Linked DNA regions of Homo sapiens: region 1 is linked to region 2. Evidence: read pairs that join two places in POLR2A ChIA-PET (ENCODE). Cell type or tissue: GM12878. All regions are shown on one strand. Each heading gives the region's core, and the rest is flanking DNA. Links, peaks and the distances in the headings are about the cores only.

What was found. Peaks named below come from ENCODE experiments on the same cell type or tissue, not always from the same donor. Only the 100,000 strongest peaks of a DNase experiment are listed, where the experiment ranks them.
Region 1: POLR2A ChIA-PET joins it to region 2 with 6 read pairs; 2 of 35 experiments call an interaction of 5 or more read pairs at or near these places.

What each region holds. Positions count from the first base shown.
Region 1 is chr11:1,702,216-1,710,550 of GRCh38, forward strand. No RefSeq gene overlaps it. Among named protein-coding and RNA genes, the nearest start is that of KRTAP5-6, 9.2 kb to the left of the region's middle. In GM12878, for the core only: a CTCF peak has its summit at 4,571 (motif pointing right); a DNase peak (open chromatin) is centred at 5,056.
Region 2 is chr11:1,800,062-1,808,396 of GRCh38, forward strand. LOC124902610 (a long non-coding RNA gene) reads left to right here. Exons shown (of 3, transcript XR_007062550.1): 2 at 3,802-4,017; 3 at 4,398-4,600. It also overlaps the pseudogene LOC390029. Among named protein-coding and RNA genes, the nearest start is that of SYT8, 31 kb to the right of the region's middle. In GM12878, for the core only: no CTCF peak of the experiment used is centred there; no DNase peak of the experiment used is centred there.

The DNA of each region.
Region 1 (8,335 bases), core at 255-8,254, 98 kb before region 2:
AGAAAAGGGATATCACTTCGGGTCCCACGGACATTAAAAGGATAATGCAGGAATACTGCACGCCGCATACATTTGGAAACTAAGAGGAAAGGGACCAATTGCTCGAAAGACATGAACCACCAAACTCAAGAAGGAAGAGGGAGCCTGAATATCTCTATCAAGAAACAGAATTTGTAGTTAAAAGCCTTCCCACACAAAAAAACCCTTCAAGGCCAGATGGTTTCATTGGTTAATTCTACATAACCTTCAAGGAACAAATAATCTGAAAGCAAGCAGGAAAAAATATATAAATTTATGGATAAGTGTGTATGTATGCATATAAAATTAGAAATCAATGCAATAGAAAATAGCAAAACAACGGAGAAAATTTATTCAACCAGCCAGGCGTGGTGATTCACGCCTATAATCCCAGCACTTCGGGAGGCCGAGGTGGGTGGATCACTTGAGGTCAGGTGTTCGAGACCAGCCTGGCCAACACGGCAAAACCCCATCTCCACTAAAAGTACAAAAATTAGCCTGACGTGGTGGCCCATGATTGTAATGTAAGCTACTTGGGAGGCTGAGGCAGGAGAATAGCTGAACCCAGGAGGCAGAGGTTGCAGAGAACTGAGCTGAGATCGTGCCACCACACTCCAGCCCGGGCAACAGAGTGAAATTCCATCTCAAAAAAATAAAAAAAATAAAACAAGAAAATTAATTAAACCAAAATCTGGTTCTTTGAAAAGATCAATAAAGATCAATAAATAAAGATCAAAAAAGATAAGCCTGTAGCAAGACAGACAAGAAAAAAGAGCAGACACACATGACCGAGGTGTGTGTGGGATATCACCATGTTGGCCAGGCTGGTCTCAAACTCCTGACCTCAGGTGATCCACCTGCCTTGGCCTCCCAAAGTGCTGGGATTACAGGAGTGAGCGTGCCCGGCCCAAAACTGTTCTATATGATACTGTGATGGTGAATAAATGGCATTCCACGTTCATCATTTGTGTTGTAGAACGTACAACATGAAGAGTGGAGGTGAAGGTTAGGTCTGGACTTTGGGTGCTCACCACGTGTCAATGTTGGCTCATCAATGATGACAAATGGGCCACCCTAGTGTAGGATGCTAACAGCAGGGGACGTTATGTAGGTGTGGCAGCAGGTGAAATACGGTAATTTTCTATACATTCAACTCAATTTTGCTGTGAACCTAAAACTGCCCTAAAACATAGTGTGTTTTCTGAAATACGTCCAAAAATAAAAAGTTATAAATCTAACAAAATATGTACAGAATGCACATGTTATAAATACAAAACACTGATGAAAGGAATCAAAAAATACCTAAATAAGTGGAGAGAGTCGTGCATTCATAGATTTGAAGACACAAAATAATAAAGACGTCAACTTCCCCAAAACTGATGTGCAGATTTAATTGGATTCCAACAACAATCTTAGCAGGATTTTTTGGTAGATATTCATAAGCTGTTTATGAAATTTATGAGGAAAGGCAAAAGAAAATAGAATAACCTCAAGGATCTAGAACTAGAAATACCATTTCACCCAGCCATCCCATTACTGGGTATATACCCAAAGGATTATAAATCATGCTGCTATAAAGACACATGCACACGTATGTTTATTGCAGCACTATTCACAATAGCAAAGACTTGGAGCCAACCCAAATATCCATCAATGATAGACTGGATTAAGAAAATGTGGCACATATACACCATGGAATACTATGCAGCTATAAAAAATGATGAGTTCATGTCCTTTGTAGGGACATGGATGAAACTGAAAACCATCATTCTCAGCAAACTATCGCAAGGACAGAAAACCAAACACCACATGTTCTCACTCATAGGTGGGAACTGAACAATGAGAACACTTGGACACAGGAAGGGGAACATCACACACTGGGGCCTGTCGTGGGGTGGGGGGAGGGGGGAGGGAGAGCATTAGGAGATATACCTAATGTAAATGACGAGTTAACGGGTACAGCACACCAACATGGCACATGTATACATATGTAACAAACCTGCACGTTGTGCACATGTACCCTAGAACTTAAAGTGTAATAAGAAAACATTTAAAAAAGAAAAGAAAATAGAATAGCCAAAACAATTTTGAAACAAGAAATATAGTTGGAAGAATGACATTAGCTGACTTTGAGACATTCCATAAAGCGACAGCAATGTAGACAGTGTGGTATGGGCAGAGGGGTAGACACACAGATCAAGGGAAAAGCACGGAGTTGAGATGTCACTCGCACACACAAGACTGCGCTAATTTATGACAAAGGGGCAAGACAACTAAATGGAGAAGTGTCTGCTGCAATCACAAAATACCTGTGACTGGGTATTTTACAAACAATAGAAGTACATTTCTCACAGTTTTGGAGGCTAGACGTCCCCAGATCAAGGTGCCAGTATTCTGCATCTGGTGGAGGCTCTTTGCTGTGTCCTTTTGGTGGAAAACATAAGGGGCAAAAAGGACCCAAGCTCATCCCCCCCAGCCCTTTAATGAGGCACTAATCTATGCCTGAGAGCAAAGCCCTGACTTGATCACTTCTCAAGAGACCCCACCTCTTAGTAACACCATAACAGGGGTTAAGTTACAGCGCATGAATTTTGGGGAACGCATTCATACCAGCGCGCGAAAGGAGAACCGTTTCCAAAAAATGGCATTGGAACAATTGAACCGCCGTAGACAAAACGAAAACAAAACCTCAACCTCAACCTCATACTTTATATAAAATTAACTCTATGCCCATCATAGACCTAAATGTTGAATATAAAACAATAAAACATTTGGAATAAAACAGGAGAAAGTCTTAGTGACCTTGAATAATAAAAACACACTGTGTAAGAAATAATAATGTGAGTGAAATTCAGTGTCCTTTAAAGATAAAAGGTCACGTCATAAGGAGAGAGACACACTTGGCAGTGCTCCTGGTTGCTGGTGGAGGACCAAGTGAGTCCTTATTTAGAAGGGACATTTTTTTTTTCTGTGCCATTTTCTTCATCGAACATTTAGTCCTTTGAAAGCTTGTGATTATCTTATGTTCAAATGCTATGAAATAATAAAGTCACAGGGCAGTCCCACTGCAGCGTGACAATGAGGGGGAACTCCAGAGATCCACTTCCATGTGAAACTGGTGAAGACTTTAAAAACAAAAACAAACGAAACCCCACCCCCAACAACCATTTAAAGCATCTGCAAATGGCCCTGTAGCCATTTCAAATAGAGAAACATTTATTCAAGAAAATCGACTAAAGCTTAGTGAGAACTGTGTGAGTCTGTGGTATCTGAGCCAATGCGTGTGCCCTCTCCCAGCCCAGTGAGACAGAAGCTCCACTCCAGGCTGTACAGCCAGGAATGCAAGACTATCTCTCCTCCAGTTTCTGTAATTGCCCGACAGGCTCTTCCCGCCCGCTGCACAGACAAAACCAGTTCACTCTGAGAACATGGTATTGCAGTAAATGAAATGTTTAATTAACGCAAGGCCTGCCAGGTGGAAGAACTGGAATGATCACTCAAACCCGTCTCCCTGAAGGCTTGAAGGTTAGGGTTTTTCCAGGACAGTGTGGTGGGTGGGGGGCTGGGGAATGGGTGCTCCTCATTGGTTGCGGGGGCAATCACAGGGGTGTGGAAAATGGTCCTTGTGCCCTGAATCTGCCTCTGGGTGGATAACAACCCCAAAGTGAAAGCAACCCAGACATCCTTCAACGGGTGAACGGTTAAACAAGTCGTGAGTCACGAGTCTGCATGGGGTCAGTTGGAAAACCACCTCAAAAGACCAATCTTAATTCTACCACAGTGATATTATCTATAGGAGCAACTGGGGAAGCCACAAATCTTGTGATCTCTGGACAAATGACTCCTAAGCAGAGGGGGATTATAGAAACTATGCCTATATTTTAGCAGAACTCATGCCCTCCTGTAATTCTAATCTTGTGGTCTTTCATTAGTCCTATAAAGGCAGTTTCAGCTCCCCAAAAAGGAGGGGATTTGTTTTAGGGCGGGACCGTTATCATCCTTGCTTACAAGTTAAACTATAAACTAAATTCCTCCCATGGATATAATAGAGGCAGGAGGCAGACAAATCCCAGGCAGATGGGGGTGGGTCCCCAGTGAAACCTCACCTTCAAGCCAAAACATCCTGAAACCTGCAGCCCAGAGTGAAAACTTCTATTCTTGTTTGCCTGCTCGCTCCGGATTGGTTCATTTTGAATAATGCCTTTTTAACCAATCAAATACTGCCTTTTCCAATACTACCTATGGCCTGGCCTGCCCCCGTCCTGGGCCTATAAAGACTCCAGACTCAGTTGGTAGAGAGAGAGAGAAGGCCTGACTTCAAGGAAGAGATCTCCTGACTTTGGGGAAGACGACCTGCCCTCCCTGTCCCCTTTCCAGTTCCCCTCTCTGCTGAGAGCTGTTTTCATTGCTCAGTAAAAGTCTCCACTTTCACCATCCTTCAATCACCAGCATGACCTCATTCTTCTTGGACGCTGGACAAGAGCTCAGGACCCACAGAGTGCAGGTACCTAGAAAGGATGTCACCCGGGCCCTTTGCCCTCGCCAGCAGAGGGCAGCTGCCCCACGCGATGAGGCCAGGGGCCGACCGAGCTGCTAACACATTGCCCTCCATTGGGATGTGGATGGTGGAACTATAAGAGCTGATTAGAGCACTAACACCCCCTCTGGGGCTTCGGGGTTGCGGGCACCCTTGTCTGGGCACTGCCATGTTCTCCTCGAGGTGACACACCTGGTCTGGCTGTGGGCCCCACGTGGAGTTTGCTCCCGTGTCAGCGTTCAGAGTGGCTGGCCAGATCCCACACTTGCTCGCTCATGCACTCCCTCCCGCAAGGGGCTGAGCATGCTGGGCCAAGTAGATGAGGAGCCTCTGCTGTGAGTCCAGCAAAGAGGCTGAGAAAAAATCCTGCATCAGTTAGCTTGGCCTGAGTCCAGGAATAAGCAAGGACAACCAGCCTATGAGCCAGAAGCAAGATGGAGTCAGCCATGCTAGACCTCTCTCGCTGTCAAAAGGTAGTTTCACTTCCAGTTGGTGAGGCTCTCTTCCTGTGAGGGTCAGTGTGCTAGCATCCTGCCCCCAGCTACCTGTGTCTCAGGCTGAATTCTGAGTGAGTGTGTCCGAGAGGTGAGGGTCCCTTCCTCTACTCAGCCTCAGGTCTCACTCATGCAGCAAAGGCTGCCCTGGGTTCATCATGCTGAGAATCCTGGGTCTCGGGTCTCTGGTCACCTTTGCTCCAGCTTATGGGAGGGGTTCATGCTGAGAGAGGCAAGCTGAGGACACCTGGAGCTGCTGCCCATCACTCAAGTGTCCAGCTTCTAAAGTAGGCATGACACCAGTGAGCCAAGATCCCTGCCGTCAGTTCCAGAGCTGTGGCTTAGAGATTTTGTCCAGGGAGAATGGCAGGATGTAGAACAGAGGATCTCCTAGTCTCTCCCAAAAGGAACTGACTTCATTTGCAACAGAGTATGAAGTTCAAACCTAAGGGTGCTCTCAGAGTCAGTGGCGGTTGTGGTGAAGGGCAACTGGGAGAAGATTGATAGATTCTTTAGAGACGTAGCCTAACTCTAAGATGGCTAGTTTTCTGGAGAGAAATGGAGAAAGAGAGAGCTGGGAAGAGACTTTCTGGGTTAGTAAGAAATCTCAAGCACTGGCCTTTCCTTTCAAAGGAGTCAGAATTTGATTGGATTAGTCTGTGAAGCAATTTATTCCCTAGGGTGATGTCAAAAACAATCGAGCAACCAGCTTGCAATGACGAATTTAGCAGCTGGGTTTGGTCAGGGAAAGAGACGAAGAGAGCCTTCCCACACCCCCATCATATCAAGGTGGACCTGCCCACTACTTCTCAGGGGAAACAGACTTTACTGCAGTATTCCAGTCATTGCAGCTTTCACCTAAAAGCTTTCACACAATTGCTTTGGGCTATTCATAATAGCCCCACACTGAAAATCCAGGCGTCCTTCAATGGGCGAACAGTTAAATAAGTTGGGGCTCGTTCAGCTTATGGAATATGTTTAGCAAGAAAAAGGAATGAACTATTGATACATACCACAGCCTGCTAATCTCCAGAGAATCATGCTGAATGAAAAATAAAAAGCCAATTCAAAAGGTTACATGCTGTTTTATTTCAGTTACATAACATCCTTGAAATGAAAACTTTATAGAAATGGATAACCAATTAGTGTCTCCTAGGGTTTATCGCCCAGGGTTCCGGCAGTGATGAATGTGGTCTGTGTTTTGAAAATATCGATGCCAATATTCTGATTGTGATATTGTTCCGTAGTTTTGCAAGGAGTTACCATTGAGGGAACTGGATAAAGGGTTCATGATATTCTATTATTTCTTACAACTGCATGCAAACCTAAAATAATCTCAAAATAAAAAGATTAATATATTAAAAAAAGAATTAGGATACTTCTGCTTTGGGTCAAGATAGAGCAACAGAGAATAAATATACAATTGTAAATGTAAAACAACAACAACAAAACCAAGACAAACACATTATTCTCAAGAGGTAGACAACAGACAAGAAAGGACTGGGAGGTGAGCCCTGGGACGTGAGCCCTTCAGTGGCCCCAGGTTTCAGCCCTCAGAGTGTTTCCAGGTCATGGCGCAGGGAGAGGAGACCCCGGGGAAGCTCAGTGTATTCCTTGAGTTGAGCATTTGTGAAGACCAAGGCAGCCCGAGGTCACAGGGCAGAGCATCGGAGAGTGGAGCGCTGCACAGGGAGCTGGGAGACATGCGGAGGGTCCCCTCTTCAGTCCTCAGCAGGGCACTGAATGGCACATGCGTGGGAGAGAACTACTTGAAGCCAGGGAAAGAACCAGCAGAGAGGACCAAAGGGAACTGTGCCAGGCGCGCACACAGGGCTGGGGACAGTGACTGACCCCAGCAGAAAGGCTGGAAAATTCCACAATTCATGGAGCATGTGGGTGGAATATTGAGAAGGGTCTCAACAGTGGAGAATAAATAACCTTCTACTAAGAATCTTCCCTCCATAATTGCTAGAAAAAGCAGATGGAAACTAAATAAGAACACAGGGCCGGGTGCGGTGGCTCACTCCTGTAATCCCAGCACATTGGGAGGCCGAGGCGGGCGGATCACGAGGTCAGGAGATCGAGACCATCCTGGCTAACACGGTGAAACCCCGTCTCTACTAAAAATACAAAAAATTAGCCAGGCGTGGTGGCGGGTGCCTGTAATCCCAGCACATTGGGAGGCCGAGGCAGGCAGATCATGAGGTCAGGAGATCGAGACCATCCTGGCTAACACGGTGAAACCCCGTCTCCACTAAAAATACAAAAAATTAGCCGAGCGTGGTGGCGGGCGCCTGTAGTCCCAGCTACTCGGGAGGCTGAGGCAGGAGAATGGTGTGAACCCGGGAGGCAGAGCTTGCAGTGAGCCGAGATCGCGCCACTGAGTTCCAGCCTGGGCGACAGAGCGAGACTCCGTCTCAAAAAAAAAAAAAAAAAAAAAAAAGAACACAGAAGGCTTGAACAACGCTTTAAACCAGCAGGATGTAGTCAGCGTTTAGAGGTCACTCCACCCAATAACAGCAGAATACACACTCTCTTCAAGTGCACAGGGAACATTTACCAACATAGACCATATTCTGGGCCAGAAAAAAAGTCTCAACAGATTTTAAGAGGTCCAAGTCCCACAGAGTATATTATCTGACCCTATGGAATTCAATCCCACATATTTGGAAACTAAATAGCATACTGCTAAGTAATCCACGGGCCAAAGAATAATTAAAAGAGAAACCCAAAATTATTTCAAACTAAAAGAAAATCAAAGCTACATCTAAATTTGTGTTTTCACAAATTTATAGCATTAAATGTCCATGTTAGAAAAGAAGTTTTCCAGGTTGGACATGGTAGCTCATGCCTATAATTCCAGCATTTGGGAGGCTGAGGAGAGAGGATTGCTTGAGCTCAGGAGTTCGAGACCAGTCTGGGAAATATAGTGAGCCCTTGTCTGTACTAAAAATCAAAAATATTAGCTGGGTGCAGTGGTGCATGCCTGTAGTCCCAGCTACTCAGGAGGCTGAAGGTGGGAGGGTCACTGGAGCCTAGGTTGTTGAGGCTATAGTGAGCCGTGATTGTGCCACTGTACTACAGCCTGGGTCACAGAGCAAGACCGCATCTGGAAAAAAAAAAAAAGAAAAGAACAGCAACAAAAATAAGTTTTCCAATTCATGACCTCAGTTTTCACCTTAAGTAATGAGAGAAAGGAGCAAATAATTAAAAAAAAAGAAAAAAAGTACATTTAAAGGATCAGAGTGAACAATCAATGAAACACAGAACAAAAATAGAGAAAATC
Region 2 (8,335 bases), core at 159-8,158:
CCGTTCATAGATCAAAGAAGAAAAAACATATGATCATCTCATGGGCAATAGAAATTCTCCAGATAAATTCAGTATCTATTCATTATTTTTAAAAATGAATGTAATAGCCAACTAGACATCGCAGGGAACTTCCCCAACCTGGTAACAGCTACCAAAAATCTATGGCAAACGTTACACTTAATGGTGAAATATTAAAAGTATCCTTTCAAATCAAGAATATAACAGGAAGCCAGGTGCGGCGGCTCATGCCTGTAATTTCAGCACTTTGGGAGGCCAAGGCGAGCGGATCATGAGGTCAGGAGTTCGAGACCAGCCTGGCCAATATGGTGAAACCCTGTCCCTACTAAAAATACAAAAATGAGCCGGGCATGGTGGTGCACATCTGTAGTCCCAGCTACTCAGGAGGCTGAGGCAGGAGAATCGCTTGAACCCAGGAGGCAGAGGTCTTGGTGAGCCGAGATCGCACCATTGCACCCTCCAGCCTGGGCAACAAGAGCGTAACTCTGTCTCAAAAAAAAAAAAAAAACAAAAAAAACACAAGAACCTGTGTCCCTGTCAGAAGCAGTCACTGTGTCACAGAATAGCTGCCTTTTGTGTTGGTTCAAGGCACACACCACCCCCAGATGCTATCTTCATTCCTACTTGTTCACTTTTTTTTTCTTATACTTTAAGTTTTAGGGTGCATGTGCACAACGTGCAGGTTTGTTACATATGTATCCATGTGCCATGTTGGTGTGCTGCACCCATTAACTCGTCATTTAACATTAGGTATATCTCCTAATGCTATCCCTCCCCCTCCCCCCAACCCACAACAGGCCCCGGTGTGTGATGTTCCCCTTCCTGTGTCCATGTGTTCTCATTGTTCAATTCCGACCTGTGAGTGAGAACATGCGACTTGTTCACTTTTGATTGTTTTCCACACTGGAATGGAAGCTCCCTGAATGTTCACGGAATTCCCAGAGTCTCCGAGAGCTTGGCTGGAAGACGTTCGTGGTAACATCATCTTGAATAAGACATTGCCCCAAATTTCCTCAAGTATGTGACCTTACTTTTAACATAGTTTCTAATATCACGTCATTCTTATGATATCAATATATCTCCTTATATCAGTCTAAGTTGATCAGAAAACTATGCTGCCTGTCTCAGGATGTGATTAGCTAATATTTTATTTAGGATTTCTGCCTTCAAAATAAGACCGGTCTGTGACCTCCCTTTCTTACGCTGTCCTTATCTAATTTCTGTACTGAAGTTATGCTAGCCTCCTAAATGAATGGAAAAAAAAAACACAACAGCCTAAGCCTATTTTTATGCTGACTTGAAGAGTTGTGTAAGGTTGGACCTTCTGTTCTTTGACTTTTTCCTCCTTATGGTCACACTCTGGCTTCATTTATTCAAGGTGGTATTTATACTTAGGTTTTCTTTTTCTTCTTTGGTTGGTTTGTGTGTTATCTTTTTCCATGAATTTATTCATTTCAGCTACAATTGCAAATTGTTTGGCATATAGTTGCTCATGGCCTCCTCTTAGGACTTTTTAAAACTTTGGCGGCCTTTGGACTTGCAGCTCCTTTACACTCTTCTCTCTCTCTCACCCTCTCTCTCCCCTGCCTCCCTCCTTGATCAGTCTTGATTTGTCTTAACAGTTTGTCTTTATTAACCTCTTCACAGAACTAACTTGTGAATCATGGAAGCACTTCTAAAAGGTCTTTGTTTAGAATTTCATTAATTTTTATTGTATTTTTAAAAAATGATTTCCTTTAATTCCACGGGGGCCCGTGGGTTATTCTCTTTTTTCTTTCTCTTTTCTTTTTTTTTAAGGTGTGCACTTTTATTCAACTGGTCTAAGTCAGTGTACGGGTAGGCCCTGGCTACCTCCACCCACTCCCAGGGAGACCAAAAGCCTTCCTACATCTCAAGTTGGGGGACAAGAAAGGGGGGCCACAAAGGCTGATCATTCAAAATAAAACAAAATAAAAAAGTATTAAGGTGAAGATTTAAAAAATGTTGCAGACCAGGCACAGTGGCTCATGCCTGTAATCCCAGCACTTTGGGGGGCCGAGACGGTTGGATCACGAGGTCAGGAGATCGAGACCATCCTGGCTAATACGGTGAAAGCCCATCTCTACTAAAAATACAAAAAATTAGCCAGGCTTGGTGGCAGACAGACCCCTGTAGTCCCAGCTACTTGGGAGGCTGAGGCAGGAGAATGGCGTGAACCCGGGAGGCGGAGCCTGCAGTGAGCCGAGATGGCGCCACTGCACTCCAGCCTGGGCGACAGAACGAGACTCTGTCTCAAAATAAATAAATAAAATTTAAAAAAATTGCAATACATAATTTACACAAAAGCAATACTATCACCTCCCCTAATGTAAATATATGGACGTCTTCCAGCCAAGCTCTTGGAGTAAATATAAAAATAGGCTGTTTTTCTCCCCCTATTCATTTTAGGAGGCTAGCATAACTTCAGTACCAAAATTAGCTAATGGGCTCAGGAGAGGACTGGACCATTCTCCTTAGAGAGAAGTGGGGTGGCTTTTAGGAGGGCAAGAGACTTCCTGTGACATTGCATCTCACGACATTTGGAATGACTATTTAAAAAAAAGATCAATGTATAATCAAAGTCCTCGGCCACATTGTGAACTTTGGGGGATGCTCCCTCCAACCGACCGCTGTCACCTTCACCGTTCCAGTTTTTAATTCCTGAGTCAAGCCAAAAAAAACAAAAAAATCAAAAACAAACAAAAAACAAAAAAAAGCCACGCCCATCTCATCTTGTTTTCTGCACAAAGTTTTGTCAAGAAAGAGTGTACCACAGCTAAGTCCAGTCTGCCTAGAAGCATTTGCGGTGGAGGATGGAGGGGCCAGGCTCGTCATACGCCTGCTTGCTGATCCACATCTGCTGGAAGGTGGATGGCGAGGCCGGGATGGAGCCGCTGATCCACGCAGAGTATTTGCGCTCGGGAGGAGCAATGACGTTGATCTTCATCGTGCCAGGCGCCAGGGCGGTGATCTCTTTCTGCACCCTGTGGGTGATGCTGGGGTGCATGCTGGTCCCTCCAGACAGCACTGTGTTGGTGTACTGGTCTTCGAGGATGTCCATGTCACACTTCATGATGGAGTTGAAGATAGTTTCGTGGATGCCACAGGATTTCATGCCTGAGGGGGAAATGAGGGCCAGCCTCAGCTTCCACAGCATGGCCCCGAGGGTGACCTTCCTGTGGGCAGGGCCAGGAGGGGGTCTCCACTCACCCCGGAAGGAAGGCGGGAAGGGCTCCTCGGGGCAGCGGAACCGTTCGTTGCCAGTGGGGATGACCTGGCTGTCAGGCAGCTCATAGCTCTTCTCCAGGGAGGAGCTGGTGGTCGCCGTGGCCACCTCCTGCTTGAAGTCCAGGGCAACATAGCACAGCTTCTCCTTAATGTCACACGTGATCGCCCGCTCGGCCGTGGTGGTGAAGCCGTAGCCATGCGCAGTGAGATCTTTGTGAGGTAGTCAGTCTGGTCCCGGCCAGCCGGGTCCAGACACAGGATGGCATGGGGGAGGGTGTAGCCCTCATAGATGGACACTGTGCAGGTGACCCCGTCGCTGGAGTTCATCATGATGCCAGTGGTATGGCCAGGAGTGTACTTGGACAGCACGGCCTGGATGGCCACGTACATGGCCGAGGTGTTGAAGGTCTCAAACATGATCTGGGTCATCTTCTTTCTATTGGCTTTGGGGCTCGGGAGGCCTCGGTCAGCAGCACCGGGTGCTCCCGCAGCTCGTTGTAGAAGGTGTGGTGCCAGATCTTCTCCATGTCATCCCAGCTGCTGATGATGCCATGCTCGATGGGGTACTTCAGGGTCAGGATGCCTCTCTCGCTCTGGGCCTCGCCACCCACATAGAAGTCCTTCTGACCCATGCCCACCGTCATGCCCTGGTGTCTGGGGCACCCCACGATGGAGGGGAAGACGGCCCAGGGGGCATCGTCGTCGGTGAAGCTGGCCTTGCACATGCCAGAGGTGTTGTCTATGACAAGCAAGGTGATATTATCATCCATGGTGAGCTGGGTGGGTGTGGACAGACGGCAGGTGTGGAGGGCGGCGGGTGTGGAGGGCGGCGGGTGTGGACGGGCGGCGGGTGTGGACGGGCGGCGGGTGTGGAGGGCGGCGGGTGTGGAGGGCGGCGGGTGTGGACGGGCGGCGGGTGTGGACGGGCGGCGGGTGTGGAGGGCGGCGGGTGTGGAGGGCGGCGGGTGTGGAGGGCGGCGGGTGTGGACGGGCGGCAGGCGTGGAGGGTGGCGGAATGGGCCAGGGCAAGGCTCTGTGCTCACAGGGCGGACTTGGTCTGGGCCTTTCCTCCTTTTTCTAACTTCATAAGTGAGATGATTAGCTCATTAATTCCCACCTCTCCTCCTTTCCAGCTTAAAGCTATTGGTTTTCCTGGAAGCGCAGTCAGCCCTCCATATGTGCCTGTTCCACACTTGCGGATTCTACCAACTCCAGGTGGAAAACACAGTTTGACAAAGGCTGTGTCTGCACTGAATATGTCCATGTTCTTTCCTTGTTATTGTTCCCTAAACAATACAGTATAGCAACTATTTATGTGGCATTTACATCACATTAGGTATGGTAAGTAACCTAGAGATGATTTGAAGGAGACAGAAGGATGTGTGTAGATTATATGCAAACACAATAGCATTTCACATCAGGAACCTGAGCGCCTGTGGATTGGGGTATGTGTGGGAGGTCCCAGAACCTGTCCCCACTGATCCTGAGGGACGAATGTGCTGTTTGAGCAGCATCCTCAAGCTCTGATAGTATTTTCTGCTTTCATTATGCATTAGTTCTGAATTTTATGTAATTTCCAAGATGATTTATCCTTTGACCTCCAGCTATTTTAGAATGCCCTTTTTCATGTTAAAAATGCATGTTAGATCATCTTGTTGTTGTTGTTTTGGTTTTCTAATTTATTTGCAATCTGATCAGAGACAGGGGTCAATATGATACAAATTGATTGACATTTATGAGACTTACTTTATGGGCCAATAGGTAGTCAATTGTTACAAAGCTGAGCCTGGGCAGAACTCGAACTCTCTAATGGTTGGATCCTGGCAGCTCCATTGGTCTGTTAGATCAGGCTGGTAAATTATCATCCATATCAGTTTGGGCTCCAGAAATTGCAAGTGGCTGATGTCAGACTAACTCTCTGCAGAAAACAATGATAAATTCTGGACAACCTATTTTTAAAAACTATTTAAAGGAACTGGTGAGCCATTGAAACCAGGCAGAAACTGATGGGGTTCAATGTGAGGGAAAAGGCTGGGTCAAGGTCACATTTTTGGGGTTTCTGTCCCAAAGGCACACTCCAGCCCCCTGAGCCAGGCAGCGGGGCTTCAAGCAGCCAGGGTGAATTTCACTGGAGTTGGGGGTCAGAGGATGAGGGGGTTGGGGTGAGAAAAGAAATCTCAGCTAGGAGGGAGCTACAGGGAGGGGACACCCAAATCTTCATCTAACTGATTCCAAATCCTAGGCCTCTAACCCCCAAAACCAAATCTGCACGGAGAGAACTCAAGGAGCCTGGTGAAAGTGGCAGCTGAAAAGATAACCACCCTCATCAAGGACACGCGGAGCTCAGCCTCCGAGTCACACCAGCGTAGGGAAGCGTGATCACCACCTTCATCAAGGACACGCGGAGCTCAGCCTCCGAGTCACACCAGTGTAGGGAGGCGTGATAACCACCCTCATCAAGGACACGCGGAGCTCAGCCTCGAGTCACACCAGTGTAGGGAAGCGTGATAGCTGCCTTGGACATCTGTCAAGACCCCAAGGGTCATTCCTTAGGGGCACAGAGTAAGCTCCAAGATAGGATGTTCCCCCGAGACACATCTAGATATCCCGATAACTCTTAAAGAACTCGAATTTATAATTAAAATCTCCCAAATAAGAAATCTCGAGGCCCAGCTTGTCTCCCTGGAGATTTCCATCCAACATTGAAACAGAATGAGGCCAGGCATGGTGGCTCACACCTGTAATCCCAACACTTTGGGAGGCTGAGGCAGGTGGATCACCTGAGGTCAGGAGTTCAAGAACAGCCTGGCCAACATGGTAAAACCCCGTCTCTATTAAAAAATACAAAAAATCAGCCAGGGCTGGTGGCACACGCCTGTAATCCCAGCTACTTGGCAGGCTGAGGCAGGAGAATCACTTGAATCCAGGAGGCGGAGGTTGCAGTGAGCAGAGATCATGCCATTGCACTCTAGCCTGGGTGACAAGAGTGAAACTCTGTCTCAAAATAATAAATAAATAAATAAAAATAAAAAGAATGAGGATAAATTCTATGCAATCTCTTCCAGGAAACAGAAGAGGAGGAGGCATTTCCTAGCTTATTTATGAAACCAGCCTTAGCGTGATGTCAAAACATTCAAAAGTTTAAAGAAGTCTTATAGACTCTCGTATCTTAACCCAATGGAAATTAGAAACCAAATTAATCAATTTTAAAAAGACCTAGAAAATTTCCCAAATATTTGACAAAGAAAAAAATCACATAGGAAATTAGAAAACATCCGACCCAAATAAAAATGAAAATACAATGCATCAAAATTTGTGAGGTGCAGTTTACACTGTGCTTACAAGGAATGGGTAGCTTTAAATGATTTTACTAGTAAAAAAAAAAAAAAGATTTGAAATCACTCGTCTAACCTTCCAACTAAAAACAAAAAAGAAGAGCAAATTAAACCAACTTCGGTGGAAGAAAGGAAATGACAGTGCAGAAATCAAAATCAAAATAAAAATAATAGTAAAAATAATAGGGGATAATTAACAAACTGATTAAAAACCCTAGCAAAACTAATGTTTAAAAAGGCAGAAAAAACAATTTACCAACAGCAGGAATGAGAGGATGTTGGGAGATCTCTCTGCATCGAGCTCTCACACTTCCGTCCTGGACTACGGAAGGAGATTAAAATATGCTTCACTGGGGCCGGGCGCGGTGGCTCACGCCTGTGATCCCAGCACTTTGGGAGGCGGAGGCGGGCGGATCACGAGGTCAGGAGATCGAGACCATCCTGGCCAACACGGTGAAACCCCGTCTCTATTAAATACATGAAATTAACCTGGTGTGGTGGCGCGCGCCTGTAGTCCCAGCTACTCAGGAGGCTGAGGCAGGGGAAGCACTTGAACCCAGGGAGTGGAGATGGTACCACTGCACTCCAGCCTGGTGACAGAGCGAGACTCCGACTCAAAAAAAAAATTAAAAATAAAAATTAAAAATGCTGCACTGGCTGGCATATTAACTATGAGTTAAAAGTACTTGGAAAACAGCAGGTACAGAAAGATCACCTTGACCTTTGTGCCGTTTCTTAAAAGCAGGAGCTGAAATTCCCACGTGAAATCTGCAACACCCTTATCTTCAAGAACGAGAAATCTAAGAGAATTCTGTACAGCCCTTGTTAGACTAGCTCTTATCTCTTAAGCCTCCCCGCCTAACTCGCTTGCTTCTTCACAGTTTGTTTCTTCGTTTCCTTAGGAAGGCTCCTGAGCCACATAGAACTTCTTTTGAATAAATGTGTGCGCCTTTCTCCTGTCGATCTGTTTCATGCCAATTTAATTCTCGGGCCATGCCAGGACCCCAAGAGGATGGAGGTGGAGTTCTGCCACCTTCTACTATCTTTCCAGGGATGTTTGCAGAACCTTAGCAGAGGCAGTGTCTCCCTGCAGGGCGGAGGGCAGATTGTCCTGGATAATAAAGATGGGGTCCCCCTATGGGCCAAATAAAGATAATGTCTCCCTCCAGAGTGAGACTCCGTCTAAAAAAAAAAAAAAGATAATGTCTCCCTCTGGGCAGGTTTGATAGCAGGTCTTTATGAAATATTGGGGCTTCCTAAACTTGGGGTTCCTCGTCTGGGACTCAGAACTACCACATCCAAAGCACCTGCCTGAGCTGTTCCTCATCCCCCGTGAGACTTGGGGACCAGCACGAAGCTCCTGCTGCCTGACGAGCTTGAGGAATCGAGTGCTTGCTCTCCGGGAGTCTCTGCCTGCACCTGGGCAACTGAGCGAGATATATGTTAGCTGGGTGGGAGGGCACATGGAGGGAGGAAATGGAAAACCTGCACAAATGGAGAGACAGACCATCACGTCCAGTAATCGGAAGACTCGAGGGTGTTAAGGTGGCAGCTATCTTCAGATTTCTCTACAGATTTTACACAATCCAAATCAAATACCATCAGGATTCCAAAACATATGTGGAAAGGCAAAGGAACTAGAAGAGCCAAATTAATGTTTACAAAGTTGGGAGGGTCATACTACTCCATTTCCAGATAAAATTTATTGGCCGGGTGCGGTGGCTCACGCCTGTAAT